3 separate regions of the Homo sapiens genome follow, and regions 2 and 3 are each linked to region 1. The links are chromatin contacts, found by Hi-C or POLR2A ChIA-PET in ENCODE. All regions are on one chromosome and are shown on one strand. Each heading gives the region's core, a stretch centred on a gene start or an enhancer-like site at or near the end of the contact. The rest is flanking DNA. Distances are from core to core; before and after follow the strand shown.

Region 1 (3,882 bases), core at 972-3,471:
TTGCAACAGAGCAGGCCAAAACAGTGAGAAGGAGAAAACTCTATTTTCAATGTCAAAGAAAGCGTTTTGGTTCCTAGCACACAGAAGTAGTTGTAGAGTACAGTTCATCCATGTGAAAATCTGATACCCATAAGGCTGCCAAAATCCCAGGATGCCACAAGGGCAGGCTGAGGAGGCTGAACCCATGTAAGGGTAAAGGTTGCTCACTGCCGGGCTGACTTCCTCTCCTTTTCTGATATTAACATGCATTCCTGAGAGAGACCCTCTTTGACTTAAGCACCAATCATTCTGTTTGAGAGGTGGGGTGGGCAGAAAGGGGAGGAATAAGATCCTGGAGGGAATTCTGCACAGATGAAGCAAATTCTCTCCTCTCTCCCTGCAGTGGAGGGTGGAATGGTACCGAGTTGTGGCACTATCTTGGGGATCCCAGGGGGAGAGCATGTGGCTGCCCCTATTCTTGGCCACTGATTTCAAGAAGTTTACCTTTTCCACTGGCCAAGGTCCTTTAGATCTTGGGCATTTCTGGAAAGTGTTCTCAGCCTGAAGGGATGAACATGATCAACCTGAAAAGCATTCATTACCTCAGAGCTCAGAGTATGCCCTTGAGGGAAGGGCATCATTAGTGGCAAGAATTTAAAAAAACAAAATGGTTTTGTCATAGCACAGCAGCCAATGAAAGAATTTAAAAATAGTTTTAAGGAAAAGGACGCACTCCACGTAGGTCTCCTCATACTAGAAGTCAAATCTGAAAGGCAGGAAAAAGTCTTGAGACAGTGAATAGGTAGAGGACAGGACAACTAACCAGTTGCCAATGGGGAAAGAAAAAATTACAATTTCTTAGAAATGACACAGAGAAGGGAGGTTAGAGCAAGGGGGCTGTAGCTTAACACTGACTTCTGGCTATCTGGCCCAACTTACTCCCCTAGCAATGTCTGACTGGAAATTTAAGAGAGAAAGAATTCTAAGTTCATGTGTGGTAGAGAAGATGTTTATCCTCACGGATGTTCTTTTACACAGATTACTCAAATGCCAAGTGTTTCTTGCCAAAACATATTAAGGTGCAAACTCTGGCCCTGGGCGAATATTTGAAGTCATCCTAATGATTTGAAATGTGGCAGAAATGAGGCAGATCACAAAACCAAGTGTCCGTCTGTCCTTCTTGGAACTGGGGACAGACTGAGGACACATTTGTTTTAAACTGTTTCCATTACAAGGAACCAAATTTCTACTGGGAATCATGGCCACAGAGTTCCTGCAGACCAAGGGACAGGTTTTGAGCAAAGGTATCAGGACTTGCACTTCTGGATTACTGGTGTAAATCTTTCCCCAGGCTGAAAAGGATGCACAGGCAGGTGGCAACTTTGCTTCAGTAACAGCGACCCACCCCACAAAGCCAAGCATAAAAAATGAGGCAGAAGGAGCCTCAGCTCCTCAACTTAGCAGTTACTACAGCAAACACAAGCACTGCACCATGTGTAAGGCCGTGTCCTGAGTGCTTTGCATGTATCAGTTTACTCTGTACAACAGTCCTATGAGATTCTACTTCTTTTCTCATTTTACAGATAATGCTACCAAGAGGTAAGGTAATTTGCCCAAGGTTTCCCATCTAGTAACAAGTGGAGCTGAGATTTGAACATAGGCAGTTTGACTCCAAAGCCCACATCCATTAAACTATATTCTTTACATGTTATATATATATCGTGGGATCATTGACCATTCTGGTTATATTCTTATTATCATCACCAGATTCATTCAAAATTACAACTGAAGCCAGCATAATCATTTCACTAGAAATGCCAACACTTTCACTAGATTATAGCCAATTATAAATTTTAATATTTTTTGAGTTTGCTCCCAACCACTCTCACCCTATTTGTGATCCCTCAAATGCATTTTAACCATAATGAAAGACCAGTGGGTGATCTGGTAACAGAACCAACCCAAATATGGAGAACAGTGGCCAAAACAAAACCAATGTAATCTGGGTCTCTTGGGAAGTGTCAATGAACATCACCATAAGGATTAAATTATACTATATGTAATTATGATAGTCACCAGTCACTACTTTTGTGTGTGTTTCATGCAGACAGAAAGCCAGGGGTTGAAAATGAAAGGCTGTTAATATCTCCTTGTTCAGTACATATGTGTTTAGCATTTTAAAGCAGATTCATTTAGAATCTCACGTTAGAATTTCACTTTTCCCTTCTAAGGACTCAGAGGGTTTCGATATTAACTTCCCCTGTGGAGGTGACAGATGTCAGAGAGAGATCAAGAAGTTCAAGTCCACAGTAACTGAGGCATACAGTTCTGCCTGGATGCTCAACTTATGATTCAAGACTTCAAAAAGTACAAATGTTCGTTGTCACACATTCATTCACTTACTCAACCAACAGACCTTTCCAGAGAGTCCAATATGTAGTGATGCTTCTCATTCAATACCAATTTTACTAAGAGCACCATGATTTTGGTTCAAGTTTTTCTCCAAAAGAAAAGTAAAAAAGAAGACAACTCTTTACATTCAAATTCCCAGGAAAACTTTTGACTCTTAGGATGATAGAGTATTCAAGTAATTGCCAAGGAAGATTGAATACTTTTAAAATATTAATCAGTTGTGGCTGTTCTGGCAGGGGCTAGATCAGTGAATCTTTCAAAGTCCCTAATAATGCCAATAATATGCTCTCCTACTCTTCACTTTTCAGCATTCTTTGCTAAGTCACACCAAGCTACATCCTGTGCCCTGAACATGAAATCTCCTTCCTGCCTTCACCATAGGCTGCCTCCCTGGATCTGAAATGCCTCCCTCACTCCCACACCATCTCAGCTTCCCATCATCCCACTTATCCCTCCAGGTGCGGTATAAATGTACTGAGCTCATGAAACCTTCCCAGATACCCAGAGCTAGAATTAATCCCTGCCACCTACACTCTGTTACAGCACTTGTCACACTTGGTCTTCACTGCAAGGCCTGCAGTTGCTTGTATAATGGTCTGCCCCTGCAAGACACCACGGACTTCTGATAGTGCCTTTCCATTCCTGACAGCTCCTTGCACAGCTGTACATGCAAAGCACTGAATACACAGCTGACTTAAACTACCTGCAAATATTAATGGCAGTTAGCTTTGAATTATAGCACAAAGATTATTTCTTTCTTCTATATTTTCTGACTTTTCTATGAATAGGCACTACTTTAATGAAATAACAAACAACTGCATTGTAAAACTTCAAGTGAATATCATTCAGCACAGAACCTAGGGATGTTGGCCCCATTCTACAAGGAATAAATTAGGAACTAAAGATTACGAGTGGCTTTCTCAAAGTTTCTATGCTCTAAGATTTACCATTTAACTCAAATGTGAACAGTTAAGAGCTATCCATCTCACACTCTGTAAAATGTACATCATTTATTAGTTTCATATTGCATAATTCATACATGAGTATCAACTGGGAAGGCTCCACACCATTGGTGTCCTTAACTTCCTACTTAATATTTTAAACTTTGATGTTGAGAAATTTTTATCTCCAAGTTAAACCTGCCATTGTTTTCCCATCATTCAAGTGTAACCCAAAGGAATAAAAGGCCATATAACTAAAGTCTGTTTAGTTTCTTCTCCAAAATTCTACAGACCATTCTGTTGACTTTTGTTGAAACCCTTAGTTAAAACTCTTAATGATTTACTATTTCTTCATTCAGCCTATTTTCTTAGGTTATCTATTTATTCATTCAGTCTGTCCTTATTCAATAAGTATTTACTAAGCACCTACTTTGCACCAAACAGAAGGCATACAACAGACAACCCAGTCCCTTCCCTTGTGAAAGTTCATTGAAGTACAGTTCTCATGCTGTCTTCATCAGAATTACCTCAGAAACTTGTCCTGGCAGAG
Region 2 (3,882 bases), core at 664-3,163, 200 kb after region 1:
TTGGTTGAGATCCAGCCCCAGCCCCAGAATTGCTGTCCCTTTTTTGTCTTCCCTGTCAAAATCATTGAGGAGTTAAGATAGTTGGTTCTTCAGAACTCTGGAAATTGTCCAACGTTAGAATCAAATAGAAATAGCATAAGATTTCCCAGAAGGCAAAACAAGGATGGTTTTCCTCACTAAAATTATTACATATCACATCGTGTTCTTGGGAGGGGTGCTTATCTGGTGATAATCTCCAGAATGATTTTACATCCCGGTTGTCCTACAAAACTAACTCTCTCCGACACAGCACAGCAAATTCATTCAATTTGGTGGGTCCTAACGCTTTCTCTTTCTCTCCCTCTAGAGGCAGAAAATGAAGCACTAAATAAGGTTTAATTTCACGGCATTAAAAACAAAACCAAGGATAAGCCACTCTGACAGGAACAGAAAGCAGGCCTTGGAAGAAGGCAAGGAGTATGTCAAGAAAGTGGATACAGGAGAACCAGGGGACAGCGGGGAGAGAAGTAAACAAGAGGTTCGTTTCTCTTTCTCTCTCTCTCTCTCTCTCTCTCTCTCTTCTCTCTTTTCTCTCTCTCTCCTCTCCTCCCTCTCTCTCTCCTCTCCTCCCTCTCTCTCTCCTCTCCTCCCTCTCCCTCTCTGCATTGCTCTTCCTCTGCCCCTGTATCTATGACTCTGTATCCCTGTCTGTCTCTTCCTCTTGTTCTCTCTTGACTTCTACCCCTCCATGCTTCCCCACCAGGACCATCAGTCCTCCCACAAGGGACTGTCTCCCCTCCTGCCCAGGTGGCTTCTCCTACAAGAGGAGACAACAATAAATTTCCAGGACAATGTACGTGGTGTGGGTGTGATAAACATGTCACCAGAGACAGCAGATGTCCCTTGACTTTAGTGACTTGGCCTTCAGAAGCCCCTCCTTTCTCCAGCTCCCCTGGGCCCCTGAGTCTCAGTCATAGCTCTCAGAACTTTGGTCAACTGTGCTAGGCCACCAGTTACTTTCTGCACACAGGCCATAAGCATGTTTGTAACATACTTGTGCATGAACTCCCTTATAAGGGTTGACTGACTCCTGCCTCCGTTCATCCTGCTAGCCAGTCTGGCTGGGTTCAGCCAGGAGCCCTCCTTCCCCGCCAAGGCTTAGAAGCAAACTCAGAAGAAACCCAGCGGCAAGCAAGAATTGCTCCCGGAGGGAGTAGTGGGTACAAAGCTGGGTGCCTGTGCTCTTTTTAATTCCCCATTCTGGCAAAAAGAAAACCTCAGGTCTGACTTTAGAGCCTTTGACACATAATTGGTAGCCAATTTTCCTAAGTGGTGAGTCAATTTTCTGCTTGTGAAATGTAACTTTACCCTGGTGAACACCAGGCCCCAGGGTTTTCAGTGTGGCTTAACAGCAATTATACGAATGTTAGGAAGGGGGGAAGTGTTAAAGTCCCTACATTTACATTTGTTTTTTATGTTTTTACCTCTTAAAGGGATAGGAGAAGTCTCCTAACCAAGTAACCTATGAAAAACTCACCCAAAGACAGGCACAGGATATCCTGGGAAGGAAAACCATTTTGAAGCCGCACCACAAAGGGTTCCTTTTTTTTTTATTTTAATTCTCAAATATTCTCACAAGTAGTGAGATGTCACGGGGAGGGCACAACATTTAGAGGTCAAGGCATCCTTTTCCTGGTTCCCCTTGGGCTACTTTCTTTGCTCCCACCCTGTCCCCTCTCTCCCCTCCCCAGCCCCCCAAACAAATCCCCCGGTGAGCGCTAGGCCCCGCCTCGGGCCGCATTCCCTCCCCCTCCCCCCCGCTCCCGCAGCCCCCCACCCCCCCACCCCGCCGCCCGGCGGCTGACGGCTCCCGCTCCACATGTGCGACTCGTGTTTCGGCTTTCGCTGGCGACAAACTGGAGCCGGGGCCTTTCCGCTTAGGAGGAACTCGCTACGTGTCGCTAACAACAACACAAACACCGCCGGCCCGGCTCGGTGCTCCGCTGCCCACAGTGCGCTCGGCACCAGGGCTGGATTTATAGCAAGGAGCCCCGACTGTAAGAAGTAATTCATGAGTCCCCACAATGCCACTACTGAGAGGCATTCAGAAGGGGGGGCAAGACACGGGGTGTTCCTGCTCCGTGGCCTCCATCCCAGCCGATCCCGCTTTGCAGTTGTGCACAATCACAATCGCAGCCAGCAGTTTGCCCTCATTCATTTTGCACTTTTTCTTAATAGAGTGGGAGAAAGTCATCTCGGCCACCACCACCCTTTTATCACAATTTGTTGAAACCCCAAGAGGCTTAAAATACGTTCTTTTGCCATTTATAGTTGTAACAGTATTACATACAAATGTGTACACAAATCTGCGTGGTGCACACATACGCACAGGCTCATAAGACACACGCAAAAAAATTATTATTATTATGGGCTCTTCTGGAAGATTTAGTATATTTGTTTCAGAAAGACGTAAGAATTTTAATAAAACTAAACCTTATTTGAGAAGTATCTACCATGAACGCAATTTTGGAAAGGTGCAATAGGAACTAAATAACTGCTGTTAAAAATCATTTAGCTGAGAAAAATATGCATGCTAAGAATTCCACCAAAAAAAAAAGACATTGTATGCCACGTAGGTATATGTGTATTGCTTAGCAGCCACAGAAAACCTCCTATCTCAAATCAAAGAGAAAAACACTACACGTGAAAACTATCCTTTGGACGATTAGACTCCATTCCAAAAGATATAGAAAAAAAAAAAAAACCACAGCAAAAATACACACATGGATCTTTGTACCAGATTCTGTATTAAAAGATTGCTTGTCAGGTCCTATGACTACCTCCCCGAAGTCTGCTCTGTGGTTACAAGGTTTGGTGTTCAGTCCTCTGCAAATCAGTTCGGGGTTTCTCTAAATCTGAGCCACAGCCTGTCAAGATGATCCTTTGCAATACCAGCCTTTTAAATCCCACACTTTTGTTTTTTCTCCCTCGCTCTCAGAGGAATTGTCCTGCCTAGGTCAGCCATTCTAAGCTGGAATTCAGAGACTGGACGGATCCTTTACCATGAGAATTTGGAGCTGCAAACCTTCGGCAGAGCCCTGGGGAGGGATAATTGTTTTAGTGAAGCTCACTGCCTCCTCAGTGGTCCGTGAGACCCTGCTGAGCGTGGCTGCTTACCTTTGGCAGGAACCCAGGGCAGGTTCAGGAAACGGTTCCGTGTTCCTGCCCTTAGCTTTGTGTCAATGAAGCCTGGCACATCTTTTTTGTGGTTGTAATTTAAATGAGACAACCAACTGCACAGCTGTCTCGGTCAAATTATGCAGGGCCATGTGGCCTTTCTTCCATCTTTAAAAAGTCTGGGGCACCTCTGACCATGTTTGAAGGAAGCCCAGGGGAGCAATGACCAACAAAAGGAATAGCGATTACGCCAGCAAAGGATGGAAATTTGCCTAAATGAATATATTAAGGGCTGCGCTTAGAAAATGGAAATGTTAGTTTTTAAATAGAGGCAGAATAGTGTTATGATTAAAACCCTGATCTTTGGGGTCAGACACTGCAAGGTTGGCATCCCAGCTCCACCACTTAATAGCTATGTTGACGTTGGGCAAGTTATTTAACCAACTGAAGCCCCAGTTTCCTCATCTGTAAAATGGGAGAAATAAGAATACTCAGCACATAGAATTGCTGTAAGGATTAAATGAGAGAATACCCAGAATTCAGCTAATATGTGGCTTCATAAATGGTTAGTTATCATCAGTAATTACAGTAATGACAATAACACATAGAACATGCAAAACGCCAATGCCAGTCACTGCCACACCAGTCATCTGTAACCAAGAAAAGACTAATTTTACTCTGCCTCTGGCCCCTTATTTTACATATTACAGGGATTTATTCTTGCAG
Region 3 (3,882 bases), core at 594-3,093, 150 kb before region 1:
CTCATTTTTTGTTTTTCTTGAGATGGAGTCTCGCTCTGTCACCCAGGCTGGAATGCAGTGGCACAATCTCGGCTCACTGCAAGCTCCACCTGCCGGTTCACGCCATTCTCCTGCCTCAGCCTCCCCAGTAGCTGGGACTACAGGCGCCCACCACCACGCCCAGCTAATTTTTTTTGGTATTTTTAGTAGAGACAAGGTTTCACCATGTTAGCCAAGATGGTCTCAATCTCCTGACCTCGTGATCCACCCTCCTCGGCCTCCCTAAGTGCTGGGATTACAGGCGTGAGCCACCGTGCCTGGCCCACCCCGATTTTTTAACCAGCATAGCCCCTATGAACAAATATGGGGCTGTGAGTTTATGAGCCTTGCCATAGGCCCTACAGGCAGGAACTATGGCCCATTTGCTTAGTGTACCTGGCAGCTAGCACAGTACCAGGCACGTGGTAGGTGCTCAGGACATGTTCTGAATTGAACTCCCAAGCCCCACAGTCTCATTGTGCACATCTGCACACTCCACTCACATAGTTTTTCTGTTCCTAAATGTACCTTATGTGCTCCAAAGCTCAGTGTTCTTACACCTCCCTCATTTCCTCTGCCTAAGGGGCCAGGCCCACCTGGTTAGCTCCTGCTGAGCTTTTATACCTCAGCTCAAATGTTACTTTCTCTGGAGCCTTTCCCAGCACTTCAGGTTAAATCAGATCCTGCTGCAATGTACTTTCAGAGCATTGTAGACATTTTCTTCATTACCATGATTCGTTTGTTACAGGCACTTGAGTGGCTGCTTAACGTTCATTTGCCCCACTCAAGTATGAGCTCCAAGTGGGTATAATGTCACCATGGCCCACCGATGTATCACCATGTCTTGCCTAGCACCAGAGGCATAGGAAACGCGCAAAGTTTACAAGCATGAATGAATAAATGAACGATCGAGTGAATGAGCACTTTCAAGAGGTAGCCCTTAAAGACTGTAGGGGCCAGCGTGTCAGAGGTGTGGACGTCAGCTGTGCTCTGTGGAGCATTGTGGCACACCTGTCTCAGCCTGGCCGACCATTCTAGCATAATTTGAATATAAGTGTGTCTTTTCTGAGATGGTGTGCATCCTGAGAAAAGGGGCCTCTTGTTCAATCTTTATCTTCTGCATCTAATACAGGAAACTATATCAAACACAGAATTCAAAAGAAACATATATTGAATGGCCACACTTTTCAGCAAGTTTCTTTAAAAGGATGGCAGCTTCTCTAACTTATATATCACTCTCTTTCATTACTCAAATCGGGCTATATTCCAAAGCCGAAACAGTGCCCACCACATGTGACTGTGTTGCAGCCATCCTATCACCTCTGGCCATCAAGTTTCCGTTGGCCTACAGCCTATCTGCTGAGTTTTTGAGGCATTTTACAAGTATCATTAACCTCATCATGTTCAATAACTGTAAAAGTAGGAAAATCATTGAGTGTGCATTTAGAAAGACTCATGATCATGATGGAATTTAAAGTGAAACAATTTTACATGAGTAGGTACCTATCTAGTATTTGTGGAATGTTTCACTCCTGTCCAACAGGAAAAGTATCTTATTCATGTGGGGTTAAAAAATATTGATAACAGAAGGCTCAGTTCACACATGCCTCCTCATCAATGAGCCAGGGCACATAATTAGTTGACCAGAAGGCTCGCTGGGATTAATTAGCAGCTGTGTGTGAAAAGCTTGGTTCAGATTTGTAGCACGAAGGATAGGGGTTCTAGAATGGCCACTTCCTGGATTCACAGTTCAATCACGCAGGAGGATCTCAGGGCTTGGCTGTTGAAGTTGCTGGGGGCTCTTGGCTCCTATATGGACCGGTGTGGGCATGTGCACATCCAGCTACCGCCGGCAGAGGGCAGCAGTACGCTGCGCGTGTTCAATTTGCATCCCAGATTAGCAAATCCCCAAGGACCTACATAAGAAAGAGGGTGTCCCAGCACTACCCTAATTCCTTTTCACTGGGTATCAAGACTGATCTGAGTCATTGCAAACACAGACCTTTTACATTATGTTGGACTTTGGCTCATCTGAAATAGAGAAATGAATACACAACTAGGAGCTGCCATCACAGACAGGAAGTAACTTTAATTAAATATTGTGAAAGTTGAAAAGTTTTTACAGCTTGAATTTTTGCAAAAAAAAAAAAAAAATTTAACAATCTCTACAGTAGTTAGGTTCTCTAACAATTGAACTGTACAGTGTGTGTCTATTCAAAAAGTTTTGATAAGAAGGTGAAAGGTTAGTAGATTTAGAGATGACTTCATTTAAGCTGCATCCTAGTACAATGTGAGGCCAGGGCAATGTTATGCAATCCAGTCATCCAGAAGCTGTATTTTTTCCCCCAACACTGAAATCTTAATTTAATTCTTCATTTCATTTTCTTCTTAAAGCCATATTCTGTATTTAGGGGAACATCTTTTATTTGTAAAACTTTTGTGGAGAAGAAAGAGGATCAGAGGGCCAGAATGTCTTTTCATCTAATCAATAGAAATAGAAGCAACAAAACACAAATTATACACATTTTAAAGGCTCTTTGGACTTTCAAGAAGAGTTCTAACCACTGCACATGGCTGACAGATGGGTAGTGTCTGTTGTCAAGGTCTAAGCCGGACACCTTCCCGGCTGACCGTTCATTCCTTCAGAAACAGTTAAGGGGCTCACCAGATAAAATATGGCTTTAACTTGTGTACATCTTCAGGCCAGCGCTTACCACGCAAATTCAGATAACCTTTCTGAGTACCGAGAAGCAATGCGTCCACCTTGCTTACATTTTCCAGTTTTTTTTATTATTATTAGTCATCATTATTATTTCTCACCATGAAAAACAGCTTTCCTCCCTCCCCTACCCTCCCACAACTCCCCTCCCCCACCCACCCCAACCCATAAAAATCGCACTCTTGACAGCCTAGTGAAAACCATTGCAAAATCCATATGGGGGCATGCACAGTTGCAGCATTGTTGTAAATGATTTCTTGCTCTACTAGAAAAAGTTACATTGTCTTAAGGTAACAAAACAGTTCTTTTGTGCTTTTCGATTTCTTTGTTTTTTTTTTTTTCTTTTTTTCTTTTTCTTTTTTCTTAGAATGTTAGTGATGACTGACAGTTCTGGTGCACAGTTACAATGTACAAGTGAAATGAATATGATTTGCATTGTTAAGGCATCCAATCTGCTGGTTTATATTTATGTGAAAGACAGAGGAAATATACAAGCAGACTTAAGAAAGAAAGTATGTTCATTGATTTCTATGAAGTTTCTCCCTAGAATTTAATGCACAAAATGCGTCACTCCAAAGGGAGAGATTCCATGCATATTAATAGAGTAAAACAGCATTAGGGTTGTTTTGTAAGCTTCCAAAGCAAAGGATACATTTTTTTTTAAATCTACTGAACTAAATACTACAAGAATAATATGCTACTATTTTTTTTTTTTTGCCATATATTGGAAAAAACTTCTTAACTTACAAATAATACAAAAATAGACAATGACTTTTGGGTGGAAATTAAAAAAACTGAAGCATGGTTTATAACAATACTAAAAATAACTATAAATGAAATGTTTAAAAATCACATTGAAACAGCTAATACAAGTGTAGGTGACCAAACAAATACGCACTTTTCACGTAGCAAACATACACAATAAAATAAATTGGGGGTGGAAGGAAGAGGAAGAAGGGAAAAGCAATGTACAAATTCGAAAGATAAATACATTATTTATATGGATATTTTACAAAATCCCCTTTAAAACAAAAAGCCTTTTAATTAACTTTGCAAGTATGTGCAAGCTAAAGGTAGTGAGCTTTTTTTCTTTGCAAAATACGCAGTAAAATCTTTTTGTGATATTGAAAAAATGTCTTAAGACA

Evidence for each region. A loop is a pair of places that touch in the nucleus more often than their neighbours do. ChIA-PET counts read pairs that join two places held with the same protein, here RNA polymerase II (POLR2A). Pooled maps may share reads with other maps.
Region 2: a loop to region 1 is called in a map with no recorded cell type, with 4 times the contacts of the local background. The contact joins two enhancer-like sites. A Hi-C loop is called at or near these places in 1 of 37 single-sample maps with no recorded cell type and 3 of 50 pooled maps. POLR2A ChIA-PET finds 5 or more read pairs at or near these places in 2 of 52 experiments (B cell and activated B cell).
Region 3: a loop to region 1 is called in a map of PC-3, with 2.5 times the contacts of the local background. The contact joins two enhancer-like sites. A Hi-C loop is called at or near these places in 1 of 168 maps with a recorded cell type or tissue (PC-3), 6 of 37 single-sample maps with no recorded cell type and 5 of 50 pooled maps. POLR2A ChIA-PET finds 5 or more read pairs at or near these places in 2 of 52 experiments (OCI-LY7 and activated T-cell).

Annotation. Positions count from the first base shown.
Region 1 is chr5:158,846,595-158,850,476 of GRCh38, forward strand. All of the region lies in intron 6 of EBF1 (EBF transcription factor 1), which reads right to left. Among named protein-coding and RNA genes, the nearest start is that of EBF1, 250 kb to the right of the region's middle. Within about 2 kb of position 2,222, at least 2 of the 41 ENCODE cell types and tissues checked have a DNase peak (open chromatin) inside an H3K27ac peak, as active enhancers do; they include B cell, where a contact is called at or near this core.
Region 2 is chr5:159,049,623-159,053,504 of GRCh38, forward strand. All of the region lies in intron 6 of EBF1 (EBF transcription factor 1), which reads right to left. Among named protein-coding and RNA genes, the nearest start is that of EBF1, 48 kb to the right of the region's middle. Within about 2 kb of position 1,914, at least 23 of the 41 ENCODE cell types and tissues checked have a DNase peak (open chromatin) inside an H3K27ac peak, as active enhancers do; they include B cell, where a contact is called at or near this core.
Region 3 is chr5:158,693,833-158,697,714 of GRCh38, forward strand. It overlaps EBF1 (EBF transcription factor 1), which reads right to left. Exons shown (of 16, transcript NM_024007.5): 16 at 2,088-3,882. Among named protein-coding and RNA genes, the nearest start is that of LINC02227, 290 kb to the left of the region's middle. Within about 2 kb of position 1,844, at least 7 of the 41 ENCODE cell types and tissues checked have a DNase peak (open chromatin) inside an H3K27ac peak, as active enhancers do.